Linked DNA regions of Homo sapiens: region 2 is linked to region 1. A link is a loop called in an ENCODE intact Hi-C map of the cell type or tissue named here. Cell type or tissue: endothelial cell of umbilical vein. All regions are shown on one strand. Each heading gives the region's core, and the rest is flanking DNA. Links, peaks and the distances in the headings are about the cores only. Region 1 has its middle 59 kb from the start of MIR4422. Region 2 has its middle 47 kb from the start of LINC01753.

What was found. Peaks named below come from ENCODE experiments on the same cell type or tissue, not always from the same donor. Only the 100,000 strongest peaks of a DNase experiment are listed, where the experiment ranks them.
Region 2: it touches region 1 in a loop (4-fold over the local background); 10 of 110 quality-filtered maps call a loop at or near these places.

Annotation. Positions count from the first base shown.
Region 1 is chr1:55,283,760-55,286,259 of GRCh38, forward strand. No RefSeq gene overlaps it. Among named protein-coding and RNA genes, the nearest start is that of MIR4422, 59 kb to the left of the region's middle. In endothelial cell of umbilical vein, for the core only: a CTCF peak has its summit at 1,192 (motif pointing right); a DNase peak (open chromatin) is centred at 1,272.
Region 2 is chr1:55,892,268-55,904,133 of GRCh38, forward strand. No RefSeq gene overlaps it. Among named protein-coding and RNA genes, the nearest start is that of LINC01753, 47 kb to the right of the region's middle. In endothelial cell of umbilical vein, for the core only: a CTCF peak has its summit at 1,122 (motif pointing left); a DNase peak (open chromatin) is centred at 1,104.

The sequences.
Region 1 (2,500 bases), core at 1-2,500:
AGATGACTCTGGGGTTGGCAGTGAGTTGCAAGGGAACAGTAGCCATGGACTTCACATCTCTGGCTCATCAGTTGGCCCCTAACGCTTGCCGTGTGCTTATTTTGTATCAGATACCACGTTAAGTGCCTTACGTGAGTCACCTCATTTAACTCTCTTAGTAGCCCTATAAGGCAGGAACTATTATTATTCTAATTTTACAAATGAGGAATCTGTCACGGAGAGGTTAAGTAATTTGCCTTATGTCCCATAGTTGTTAGTTGTGGCCAATGTCTTTTCCAGCTCTTATAGTCTACCTAGATTGGAAGCTCTCTTTGAGGAGGAGCCTTATCATATTTATTTTTGAGTCCCCAAGGCCTAGAAGGCTTTCAGACTGTGTTTACTGCTTTGCTGAAGTCAGTGGTTTTAACTGTAAATCAAAGGTCCAAAACATAGAATCACTTGGTGAGCTTAGAAAGTGGCTCACGCAGACCAGGTGCAGTGGCTCATGCCTGTATTCCCAGCACTTTGGGAGGCCGAGGCAGTTGGATCACCTGAGGTCAGGAGTTCAAGACCAGCCTGGCCAACATGGTGAAACCCCATCTCTACTAAAAATACAAAATTAGCTGGGCGTGGTGGCAGGTGCCTGTAATCCCAGCTACTTGGGAGGTTGAGGCAGGAGAATCACTTGAACCTGGGAGGTGGAGGTTACAGTGAGCTGAGACCATGCCATTGCATGCCAACCTGGGTAACAAGAGTGAAACTCCATCTCAAAAAAAAAAAAAAAATGCAGTTCGCACGCCTGGGCTAGTCTCAGATCAGTTGTATCCCACGCTTTGTGTGTCTAATGGAGAACCATGGAGCTAAATATTCTGATTATTATTATTATTTTTTGAGACAGAACTTTGCTTTGTTGCCCAGGCTGGAGTGCAGTGGTGCAATCATAGCTCACTGCAGCCTCAAACTCTTGTGCTCAAGAGATCCTCCCACCTCAACCTCCCAAGTAGCTGGGACTACAGGCATGCACCATCATTTCCAGCTAATTTTTTGTTTTTAATTTTTAGAGACGGAGTCTTGCTATGTTGCCCAGGCTGGTCTCAAGCTCCTGGCCTCAAATGATCCTCCAACCTTGGCCTCCCAAAGGAGTGTTACAAGCGTGAACACCTGGACAATATTCTGATCCTTTACCAACTGCTAGCCCTTCTCCCCTCTTTCTGCTTCTTGGCACTGGGGGGTGCTGTTGGATAGTTTAAAAAGTAGTATTTCTTCCACTCCTGGTTTTTTTTTTTTTTTTTTTTTAAATTTGTCTTGTGTATTTCGTCTCAAAAACTTGGTGGAGAGTTGATGAAATGGACAACAGCCTGAACTAGCCTTCCTGTGGCTCTCTTCAGAATGTTAACCATTGGCGTTTAGGCAGGCAGATATAGAAAGTTTCTGGTGACTCTGCAGTTTAATTCCTTTTTCAGCCTTCCTCCAGGAGCAGTTTATCTTTGTTCAGGAGGACGATGTTTATAAGGAATTATGTGAGGTGTGGCAGGCTAAATAATGAACCTCCAAAGATGTTCATGTCCTAACCCCCACAAACCTGTGAATCTGTCACCTCACTTTGCAGGAGGGACCTTGCAGATGTGATTAAGGTAAGGATCTTGAGATAGGAAGATTATCCTGGTGGACCCTATGTAATCACAAGGGTGCTTAAATACTGGAAGGGGAAGGCAGAAGGTTAGGGTAAGAGAAGGAGAGTTGAGAATAAACGGAAGAGTCAGAGTCAGAGAGTTGTGAAAATGCCCCACTGCTGGCTTTGAAGATGGAAGAAGGGGCTGCCAGTCATGGAATTAAGGCAGCCTGTAGAGCTGGAAGTGGGTTTTCCTCTAGAACTTCCAAAAGGAAGGAGGCTCTGCTGATGCCTCAATTTTAGCCCAGTGAAACCCATTTTGGACTTCTGACCTACAGAATAGTAATATAGTAAATTCGCATTGTTTTAAGAGACTATGTGGTAATTTTAATTTTCATCTTTACAAAGATCCCCAAAATTACAAGAATAAAATTGTTACCCTCGATTTAACAAATGAGGAAAGAAAGACCTAGATTTTGAGTTACTTTCTCGGTGGCACTGAAAACTCAAGGCAGGGTGGTGACAAGGCCCCAGGTTTCCTGATTTCTGCTTTGTTCTCTTCACTAGGGCATAGAGGGCAACATGTCATAACAGGCAGAACTCCTTGGAAGTTGTCTAGCTCAGGGATGGTAAACAGGTTTTATTTGCTTCATGTGCCAACTCTGGACTATTGGTGGCACTGTACTGTGTCCTGCTTACCGGAAAAGGGTGCTGTGATTGATTAGCAATGTCTGCATGGGCTTTGGATGGGTAAGTCTCCCATGGCAACATGTGTGTCATGCATTTGCTGTACCTCAACTAATCCAACCCTCTCATTTAACCAACTAAGAATGGAATCCCAGAGAGGGGAATTGACTTATTCAAAATTATACAATGAACTAGAGACAGAGCTGGGATAATGGTTTTTCT
Region 2 (11,866 bases), core at 1-2,500, 610 kb after region 1:
TGGTTTTGAGCAATTTTCTTCAGTTAAATTCTATTTTTATTGCTCTGGGATTCAAGAGTGTGGTTGGTATAGTTTTGATTTTTTTTGAATTTGCTGAAGATTGTTTCATGTATCATTGTGTGGTTGATTTTAGAGTATGTGCCATGTGGTGTTGAGAAGAGTGCATTCTGTTGTTTTGGGATAGAGAGTTCTGTAGATGTCTATTAGGTACATTTGGTCAAGTGTTGAGTTCAGGTCCTAAATATCTTTGTTAATTTTCTGCCTTGATGATTTCTCTAATACTTTTCAGTGGGGTGTTGAAATCTCCCACTCTCATTGTGTAGGATTCTAAGTCTCTTCATAGGTCTCTAAGAATTTGCTTTATGGGTCTGGGTGCTCCTGTGTTGGATGTATATATTTAGGATAGTTAGGCCTTCTTATTGAATTGAACCCTTTACCATCATGTAATGCCCTTCTCTGTCTTTTTTTTTATCTTTGTTGGTTTAAAGTATGTTTTGTCTGATTGCAACCCCTGCATTTTCTGATTTCCTTTTGATTGGTAGATTTTTCTCCATTCCTTTATTTCCATTTATTCCCATTGCATGTAATGACACCCATAGGTTCAATAAAGGCTCTTGAAGACAGCATACCATTGGGTCTTGCTTCTTTATCCAGATTTTCATATATGCCTTTAATTGGGGCATTTAGCCCATTTACATTCAAGGTTAGTGTTAATATGTGTGGATCTGATCCTGTCATCTTGTTGTTAGTTGTTATGCAAACTTGCTTGTGTGGTTGCTTTACAGTGTCACTGATCTGTGTACTTAAGTGTGTTTTTGTATTGGTTGGCAATGGTCTTTCTTTTCCATATTGCAGGAGCTCTTGTAAGGCAGGTCTTGTGGTAACAAAATCTCTCAGCATTTGCTTGTCTGAAAAGGATCTTATTTCTCTTTCATTTATGAGGCTTAGTTTGGCTGGATATTAAATTCTTGGTTGGAAATTTTTTTCTTGAAGAATATTGAGACTATGCCCTCAATCTCTTCTTAAGCACAGTGGTCAGTAGGTAGGCTATGTGACTCAGCAAGAGCCTACATAGGGAACATTATGCTTAAACGCCACCTACTGGATAATGCTCCAAAAAGTCGACATTAAAAATACTTTGTTGGCCAGGTTCATTAGTTCATGCCTGTAATCCAAGCACTTTGGGAGACCAAGGCATGTGGATCACTGGCACTCAGGAGTTTGAGACCAGATATATAGATATATAGATATGGAAACCCATCTCTACAAAAAAATACAAAATTTAACTGGGTGTGTTGATAGTTGGCCTGTAGTCCCAGCTACTCAAGAGGCTGAGGTGGGAGAATGGCTTTAGCCCAGGAGTTCAAGGCTGCAGTGAGCCATGATCATGCCATCATGCCACTGCACTCCAGCTTGGGTGATGGAGTTGCCCCTCCAGCCCCCACTCCCCCAAAAAATGCTTTGATAACATACCCTCCATGAAACCAAATGCTAAAAAAAAAAAAACCAGCAAAATCAGCTACAAATAAAGACCCTGCACAAAGCCTCAGCCCTCTGGAAATATCCAGAAAAGAATTCTACTGAGTATTGTCACTTAGACGCCATTACTAAGGGTCCTGCTGACTTAGTTTACTGGATTGAGAAAAGTCACTTTTGAAAATCAACTGCATCTCAACAGCAGAGTCCATTAACACCTGGACTTGAGTCACCACAACTACCACAGCCAGATATTTTCCTATAATAATATTCCTACATGTTTAATGCAAACATAACAAGAAAAAAAACTTTCATAGTTATCTTTTATTGTTTAGCCCTGAGTTTTATTGAGAAGAAGGGATTCTTCTAGGGTCAACTCAACAAGACAGAAACTCATCACACTTGCATTTGTTTAATATAGCTTCTCATTTACCTTCAAGTTCCCTAAAGTCCATATCTATTTTGTTTACCTCTTTATCATCCTGCCTAGCAAACAAGCATAGTGTTTGGCAGTGTTTAATCATTAATTAATTCACTTATAATTCCATAAATAATGGATGAGTAAGTGATAGTTGCATAGATATATTTCATCAAACAAATTTAATTATTAGTCATCCATTGACAACTGTATCTTTTCTCTTTGTCAGACACAAATAGATTTTATCTCTTTAGTCCTTTAAGAGGAAGAAATCCAAAAGGATATACAACCTTTTAGTCAAAACCAAAAGAGAAAAATATATCATATGTGAGCAATTGGGAATCCTGCCTACCTCAAAACTTTGCTTGCCTTTAGTAAGACAGACCCGTATCTACTTCCTTTGCCCCATCTACCTGCCTCCTATATCACACATCTCTATCTAGTTCACAACAACACCTAATGCTAGCCTTAACATAGCAGCAGAAACAAAGAATGACCTTTTCCAAACTTCTTAGGTTGGACACAGCCCATATAGAGTCTTTTGTGAATTGGTCTCAGCCTCTAGAGGCACTGAGTCATTGTTTCCTTTTTGGGCAACTTCTAAATCATGAGCCTTGTATTTTTGGAAAACTTATCTTCTCATTCGATCCCCCCAGTGGTCCTATGAGGTAAGAGATCAGATGTTATGCATGGAAAGATCAGTGAACCAGGAAATCAGAAGACAAGGATTTTCATTTTTTTCTACTATTTATTAGTTGTGTGATTTTAGGCAACTCTCATGGCATTTATTAAAAATGGGTTTATTATATTCAACACTCAACTAATATTTAATGAATGTACTTAATGAGCATGGTTTTAGACACTGGCAGTATGGTTGGATATAAGGCAGGTAAAGTCTCTTTTTTTCACAAAGCTTTCCTTCTAGTGGCATATAGATGAATGAAAAGGCAAAGAGTAGTTAAGTAAATTTTGGTTATTAATAAATTTCTATTGAGAAACAAATTTTCAAGTGATGTAGTAAAAACAGTGACCAAGGAAGCTGTTTGATTGGGAGGTGAGAGAAAGCCCCATTACTGAAGAGGTAGAATGCTTCCATATCTGAAACACAAGCAGGAGTCAACCATGTGAAGATGCAGGTAAAGAGATTTCCAGCGGAGGGAACAGATATTTGGAGCAGGTCACAAAGTTCTAAGATGGCACAAGCTTGACTTTCCCTGAAAAGCTCTTATCATTGGTGGTTTCCATTTTACAGATCTTCCTAAAGCCTAGAACAGTGAAGCAACTTGCTCAAGGATAAATGCTGAGTGATTGGAAGAGCATGGGTTCACACACATAACTTCTGATTTTTAAAAAAGATATTCTTCACCACTTAAATTCTAGGTACCTCAATTCAGGCCCTCATGACCCCACCCTGGATTATTTCAGTTGATTTGTAATGAGTCACTCCATATCCATGTCCACCTTCTTCCCCTTCCTCAATCCAGTCCCACTTCATCTTCCATATAGCAGATGGTCAAAGTTATGTTTCTGATACACAAGCCTAATCATGCCCCTTTTTTGCTTTATACACCTCCTGTAACTGTCAGCAGACAAAAATATGAAGTCCAAGCTCTCCAATCCATTATTCAATCAATTCCTAACATTTTCAAGCCTTATTCCTTATCACCATTTTACCTCACATCCTCCCTTAGCCTCAGTAAATGAAATGCCATACCATGTTATGCCTCAATTTCTCTAAACATACTGTTCTTTGTTGCTAAACTCCAATCATCTTGCAATTGCTCACTCAAAGTTACTGTGTAAAATGCATTACTCTCTTATCTATATCAGTATGACACTTTTGCTCAATTATAGTAGTTTCCATATCTATTTCGGTGGTATATTTACTTACCTGGCTAGACTGTGAGATACTAAAGGGCAAAAAACACATTGTATACATATATTTTTGTATTACGAATGCTCAGCTTGGTAGCTGACATCTAGTAGATGCTTGAAATTACTTGTGGATCAAAGGTATAAAAAAAAGAATGAATGAAATTAAAATGATGGTCAAAATTTGTCGAGGTTTTTTTTTCATTAATTCAAAGATAACTTTATTTTTTAAACATTGTACTTTTTATTATTACAATTTCAAAAATAGAGTCAATCGAAAAAATCACATAAATGCCTATGTATTAATTATCTTATTTTCTGGATTCTAGAAAATTCTTTCATTTTCATTTCATTATTGCATCAGCATTTTCTTATTCACGAAAAAATAAAAATATACAGTTGAAGTCCTGTTATCCCTCTTTATTTCTGAATTTTGTATTATTCCCATGCTTTCATACAAATACTATATAAGGATACATTCATAAAAACGTATAGCCTTTTTTGTATGCTTTCAAATTTTACATAAATGGTATTGTACTGCACATATTTGGTCAATCGCTTTTATCCTTTAACATTGTTTTTAAAATTTGTCCTGTTAAAATATGTAACTTTAGGCAACGATTTTTAACTACAGAATACCATTTAATTAGAAGAATACGCCATAATTTATTTTCCATTTCCTTTTTAATGGGCATTTAGGTTGCTTCCTATTTTACTTTTTAAACAATAATGCAATAAACTTTCTTGTACATGATTTCTTGTTCATGTGTGCACGTTGCTGAGTCAAAGAACATGTTCATCTTCAACTCGATATGACCAAGTAATACTCTTAAATAAATAGACCAACTGACATTACAATCAGAAGTATGTGAACATTTGATTGCTCATATGTTCGTTTATATTTAGACTTATTAAATTTTTAAAAACTCAACTAAATTTTTAAAAATCAATTTTTACTTGAAGTAAAATTTATAACAAAATGAACTTATTTCAGGGAAACAATTTGGTGAGTTTTGACAAATGTATCCACTTCTATGAACAACACCATCACAATCCAAATTTGGAGCAATTTTATCGCCCCCACCCCTGCAAATTTTCTATGAACTTTTCACATCAATGCTCCCTCTCAGTCCTCGCTCCAGGAAACCATTCATTTGATTTCTGTCACTATATGTTAGTTTTGACTTCTCTAGAATTTCATTTGAATGAAATCATACAGCTTGCACCCATGATGTCTAACTTCTTTCACTTAGCACAATGTAGTTTCTTTTATTGAATTATTTTTGTCTGGTTTCTCCATAAGGGTAATATTAGCCCCATACAATGAACTGAGAAGTGTTTAATTCTTCTTTATTTTCTGAAAAATTTTATATGGGATCAGTATTATTTTTTTCCTTGAATATTTGATAGAGTTTATCAGAGAAGCCATTTGGGCATCAAGATTCTTTGTGGATAGATTATTAACTATAAATGTATATTATTTAATAGATTTCAAGATATCCAGATTTTCTATTCATTCTTAGTCCATTTTGGTAATTTGTGTTTTTCAAGGAATTTGGCCATTTCATCAAAGTTGTTTAATTTATTAGATTGTTTCTAATATTCCCTTTTTGTCCTTTTTCATGTCTGTAGGATCTATAGTGTTGTCCCCTTTTTCATGCCTAATATTGACTATTTGTGTCTTCCTTCTTTTTTTCTTGATCACTGTAGCTAGAGGCTTATCAATTTTATTGACCATCTAAAACAAACAGCTTTAGGTTTTATTAATTTTATCTATTCTTTATTTTCCATTCTATTGATTTCTACTTTTTTTTCTTTCTACTTACTCAGGATTTATTTGCTTTTTGTTTTAGCTTCATAAGATGGAAACTCAGATGATTAATTTTAGATTTTTGGTGATGTAGTATTTAAATTAAAAGTTTCACTCTAAGCACGTTAGGGGACAATTCTCCCAAGATCTCTAACATCTCTGTATTTCTTGCAAATGGCATTGATGGCTTTTTTTTTTTTGAAACTGTCTTTTCAAGTATGTTTATCTAATAGTCTTACAAGATAGAGGAAGCATCTTCCTCCAAAGCAAAGGGTGGCTTTGTTTACAGCCTTAAAAGTTAGGGATAATGTCTGCTTCTGAAGCAAAGGACAGATGTGCTTGCTGATCATTATAAAAGATGCAAGTTCTCTAGGCCAGGGCTTCTCTTTTGTACTTCACCCCACTATGTGTAAGTGTGTCACTAAATTCTTACTTGTATCACATTATGAGGATTGGTAGTCAGGGAACTGGAACAAGAAAAATGTTGATATTCTGTTTACTACTGTTTCTGTCCTTGATCTCTTACCCAAGAATCATGAGGCTTCTGTCAGTATCTACAAACCATAGCTGACTCACTTACTAGCTTTCGTAACAGGGTTAAATCTTAGACCTGTCACAGGGCTTTAGCTGGATCTCATAAAACTGATGCTTTTTAAAAGTTTATATGCAGTTCAAAGTATTTCTTAATTTCACTTTTGATTTTTTTTGTTCATGGGCTATTTTTAAATTGTATTATTTGATTTCCAAATATTTGGGGATTTATAAAGCCATCTTATGTTATTGGTGTCTAATTTAGTTCTTGAACCCAGAGAAAATATTCTGTATGATTTTAATCCTTTAAAATTTTTTTAAGAATTGTTAAACAGGCTGGCATATATTCTATCTTGGTGAATTTCTATGCACACCTGGAAAGAATGTATATTATGTTGTTGTTGGGTGCAGTATTCTATAAATGTAAATGAAGACAAATTCATTGAAAATGTTTTTCAAACCTTCTATATCCTTACTAGTTTTCTATTTATTGTTTTATCAATTGCGTCAAGAGAAGTTTTGAAGTTTTTGCTTATGTATTTCAAAGTTTTAAAATAAGGTGCATACACATTTAGGCGTTATGAATTATTAATGAATTAACCGCTTTATTGTTATGAAATTTCTCTATCCTCGGTAATATTTCTTGTTCTGAAGTCTTTGTTACTAATATAGGCACTGCAGCTTTCTTATGCTTAGTATTTTTATGGTATATCCTTTTCTGTCTTTTTACTTCCAATCTATCTCTGTGTTTGTAATTTTTTCTTTTTAGAGACAGGGTCTTTCTCTGTTGCCCAGGCTGGACAGGCTTACTGCTGGATCACTTTACAGATTTTGGACTGTTTAGCTTCCATAATTCAAATGAGCCAATGTCTTAAAATAAATCACTTTACACACACACACACACGCACGCACACACACACACACACACACACACCCTATTGGTTCTATTTCTCCAGAGAACCCTAATACATATTTTATCTCCATCATTGGAATATTAGCCATCCAGCTTCATCTTATTTATTTTTGTGGTTGCTATAAGGTTTTCAAAATGAGTCTTCATCTCATCATTAGCCTAACTTTATATAATACTATACCACTCCACAATTAATGTACGCTCCTTAAAACTGCATACTTCTCTTATGTTGCTCCTGTGCTTTTCCATCGTTGTCATATACTTTATTTATATATACTTTATGAATTCCAAAATACATTATGTGTTCTCTAAATTTTCATAAGAAAATATTTTCTATATAAAAATATATTTACCATCTCTGTTGCCTTTTCTTTATTTTTGCAGATCCAAGTTTCCATCTGATATTATTTTCCCTGTACCTGAACAACTTTCTTTAACATTTCTTGTCATTGAAGTATGCTGGAAACACATTCTTTCAGCTTTTGCTTACCTGAAAAAAAATTTTTACCTTCACTTTTGATAGACATTTCTACTAGTTACAGAATTCTGTGTTGATAGATTTTTTTTCTTTCAGTCCTACCATGGTATACTATGCAGCCATAGAAAAGGATGAGTTCATGTCTTTTGCAGGGACATGGATGAAGCTGGAAACCATAATTCTCAGCAAACTAACACAAGAACAGAAAACCAAACACCACATGTTTTCACTCATAAGTGAGAGCTGAACAATGAGCACACATGGACATAGGGAGGGGAACATCACACAGTGGGGCCTGTTGGAGGCTGGAGGGCTAGGGGAGGGATAGTATTAGGTGGAATACCTAATGTGGATCACGGGTTGGTGGGTGCAGCAAACCACCATGACACATGTATACCTATGTAACAAAACTGCACATTCTGCACATGTACCCCAGAACTTAAAGTATAATAAAAAATTATTATTATTCTTTAATTATACTATTTTATTGTGTTCTAGTTTGCATAGCTTCTTACAGTAAGTCACTCATTTTTAGCAATTTGATGATAGTATGCCTTTGTGTATGTGTACATGCATGTTTATTCTTATCCTTTTGAAATTCTTTAATTTTCTTGAGTTTCTAGTTTTCATCCAATTTGCAAAAATTATGGTAATTATTTTTTAAATTTCGTTTTCTGTCTTGAGGTCCTTTCATTCATTTTGAGTTCCCAACTGCAACTTATTTGGACCACTTGATATTTCTCCACACGTTACCGAGGCTGTGTTTATTTTTTGAATCTTGAATCTTTCTCTCTGTGCTTTAGTCTTGATAGTTCTTACGTCTTCAAATTCACTGCTTTTTAAAAATCTGTTATGTTCTGTCTGCTATGAAGTCCATCCAATCAGATTTTAATTTTAGGTACGGCATTTTTATCCCCAGAAGTTCCATTTGGATTTTTATTTTATATCTCCAATTTTTCTCTTCATTGTGTTTATGTTTTTCTTTAAAACCTCTGCTACATGCACATACACACATGTGTATACACACAGACATGTGTATATAAACATACACACACTTATGTATAACTCTTTTTTTTTTTTGAGACAAAGTCTCACTCTGTTGTCCAGGCTGGAGTGTGGCGGCACAATCACGGCTCACTGCAACCTCTGTCTCCTGGATTCAAGTGACCCTTCCACCTTAGCCTCCCAAGTAGCTTAGACTACAAGCATGTGCCACCAAACCTGGTGAATTTTTGTATTTTTTGTAGACACAGGTATAATAATTTCTTTAAATTCATTCTCTGCTAATTCTAGCATATCTATCATTTCTGAGTATGTTTCTATTGGATTTTTTCCCTCTATCAATTATGGGTTGTATCTTCCTGCATTTGGTCCTCTGTATTAATTTTTTTTTTATTTTTTTGTGACAGGATTTTGCCGTGTTGCCCAGGGTAGAGTGCAGTGGCGTGATCATAGCTCAGTGCAATCTTGAATTCCTGTGCTGAAGTCTAGCAATTTTTGATAGGCTGATGGTTGTTATGATTATCACATTGTTGAGTGTGGGTTTGTTTTTTTCCTTTAAAGAATTTTCAGGCTGGGTGCGGTGGCTCATGCCTGTAATCCCAGCACTTTGGGAGGCCAAGGTGGGTGCATCACCTGAGGTCAAGAGTTTGAGATCAGCCTGGCCAACATGGTGAAAACCTGTCTCTACTAAAAAAATACAAAAATTAGCCAGGCCTGGGGGTGGGTGCCTGTAATACCAGCTACTCGGGAGGCTGAGGCAGGAGAAACATGAGAATCACTTTTACCTGGAAGGCGCAGGCTGCAGTGAGCAGAGATCATGTGCTGTTGCACTTCAGCCTGGGTGACAAAAGTGAAACTCCATCTAAAAAAAAAAAGAAGAATTTTCTGATTTATCTGCAATAAAGGTTACTTTCAGATTAGCAATATTTTCTGATTTATTCTGCGATAAATGTTACTTTCAGATTAGCATTATTATTTGAGGTTTTATTTTTTAAAGTTTCAAGGTATTCTTTTACCCTGGGTATAATTTAGTCCTTAGACTAAGGCATAACTCTTTCTGGGTCTCAAGCAAATGATCCAGGTATGACATTATGACTTTTCATTCTGTTTGGTGCTTGGAATCCCCCAGCTCTATATGAGCTTTGAGAATTTCTCAGCTTGCACATTCACAATTGTCCTTTGCCTTTTTTTTTTTTTTTTTTTTTTTTGATGGAGTCTCACTCTGTCGCCAGGCTGGAGTGCAGTGGTGCAGTCTTGGCTCACTGCAACATCCGCCTCCCGGGTTCAAGTGATTCTCCTGCCTCAGCCTCCCAAGTATCTGGGACTACAGGTGCGTGCCACCACGCCCAGCTAATTTTTTTATTTTTTTTTTTTTTAGCAGAGACGGGTTTTCACCATGTTGGCCAGGATGGTCTTGATCTCTTGACCTCATGATCTGCCCACCTTGGCCTCCCAAAGTGCTGGGATTACAGGTGTTAGTCACCACACCCGGCCCCTTTGCCCTTATTCATATAATTTCACTCTACACATCAGTAAATTTATACTGAGCAATACAGTAAAAGGCATCTCTGTGTAATTTTCTGGAGCTTTTCCTCTACATAGCTCTCATCCCTCTGGAACGTTTCTTTGCCTTTAAGAGCTCTCTACTAAAACAGTTGGTTTGCAGTTGCTAAACATAAAACATTTTAAATAATTTCATTTGACTATCTTTCTAGTTTTTCATAGTGATAAAGTCTGTTCTTAGCTACTCTATCATAACCAGAAACAGATATTCAGAAATGACAAGCTTTTTAATATTTGATAATCTGGATATAAAATACTATATAAATGTGGCTTTAATTTACATATCTCTGATTATTAATACAATTAAACATCTTTTTCTAAGTTTCTTGGCCATTTTTGCTTCTACTTATATCTTTGGACAATTTTTAAGAGTTTCTTTTTCATGTCAATTTATATGGATATTTTGAATATTCTTGTACTAATTTTTTGCTAATTATATTATTGCATATATCTACTCCAAATATCTTGTTACTCTTCTCACTTTACATTGTATTTTGTTTAATAATTTTTTAAAATTTTAAATGTGGATAACTATGTAAATTTTCATGGTTCATAGGTTTTTTTTGTATTTTTTAATAACTCTTTGCTATGGTTTCTTCAAAAGTTTTAGAGTTTTACTTTTCATATTTATGACTTTAATTCACTTCCAATAAATTTTTGCATATGGTATGAGGTAGGAAACTTATTTTTTTTATCTGAAAGTATATACAATTGCATTTATACTATTTATTGGGATAATCATTTTTTACTTTATTGGTCTACAATGCTGCAGTTGTCATATATGACGTTTCTATATGCATGATTCTGTTTCTGAACTCTGTATTATTTTCATTGGTCTGCCTATGAGCTTGTGCTAATACCGCATGGTTTTAATTACTAGGGCTTAATAATAAAGCTTAATATTGGGTAGAGCAAGTACCAGCACTTTGTTATGTTCTTTCAACTTTTTCTTAGTTATTTTTGGCCCTTTCAATTTAGTAAAGAAATACCACTAAGATTTGGTTTTGAGTGACTTGAATTTATAAACTAACTATGGAGAACTGACATACTTTAGTATATTGGGTCTATTCAACTGTAGGCTTAATATACATGTTCATTTATTCAAGTTTTCTTTATATCCTTTAATAATTCCCTATAATTTTCTTAATATGAACATAAATATATTTTCATTATACTTATTCCTATATAATATAAAGTTCTTAATCACTATTTGAATGAAATCTTTCTTTTTCTATTATGTTTTCTAATTTTTGCATTTGTGTAAAAGTATATTTGATTTATGTATATCTTGTATCTATCAGCTTTGTTGAATTAATTAATTAGATCTAACACAGTGTCTATGAATCTCTTGGGACTGTTTACAAGACAATTATATTGTCTACAAATAAGGACAGTTATCTTTATTCCTTTATAATTTGTATGTTCTTTTCTTTCTTCACATTGTATTATTTAGGGCTCTTAATACAATATTGACTAAAAGCAGAAATGGTTCTATTGTTTCACTGTAAGTATTGTGTTTGGTAGGTTTTGACAGATATTTTCAACAGGTTAAGAGATTTTCTTCCTAATCAGAGTTGATTATGAGATTTTTTTTCATTTTCACCTTGAATGGATGCTGAACATTTTAAATGTTTATTCTACATCCATTGAGATAGTTGTTTATTGTTTCTCTTATTAGTGTAGTACACTATATAATAGATTTTACTGTGGTGAACCTCCCTGCTTCCTAAGTAAACATTATTTGCTTATGGTGTCTTGTTTTTAACATGGCTGAAATCTTCATGTTAATATTTATTTAGCATG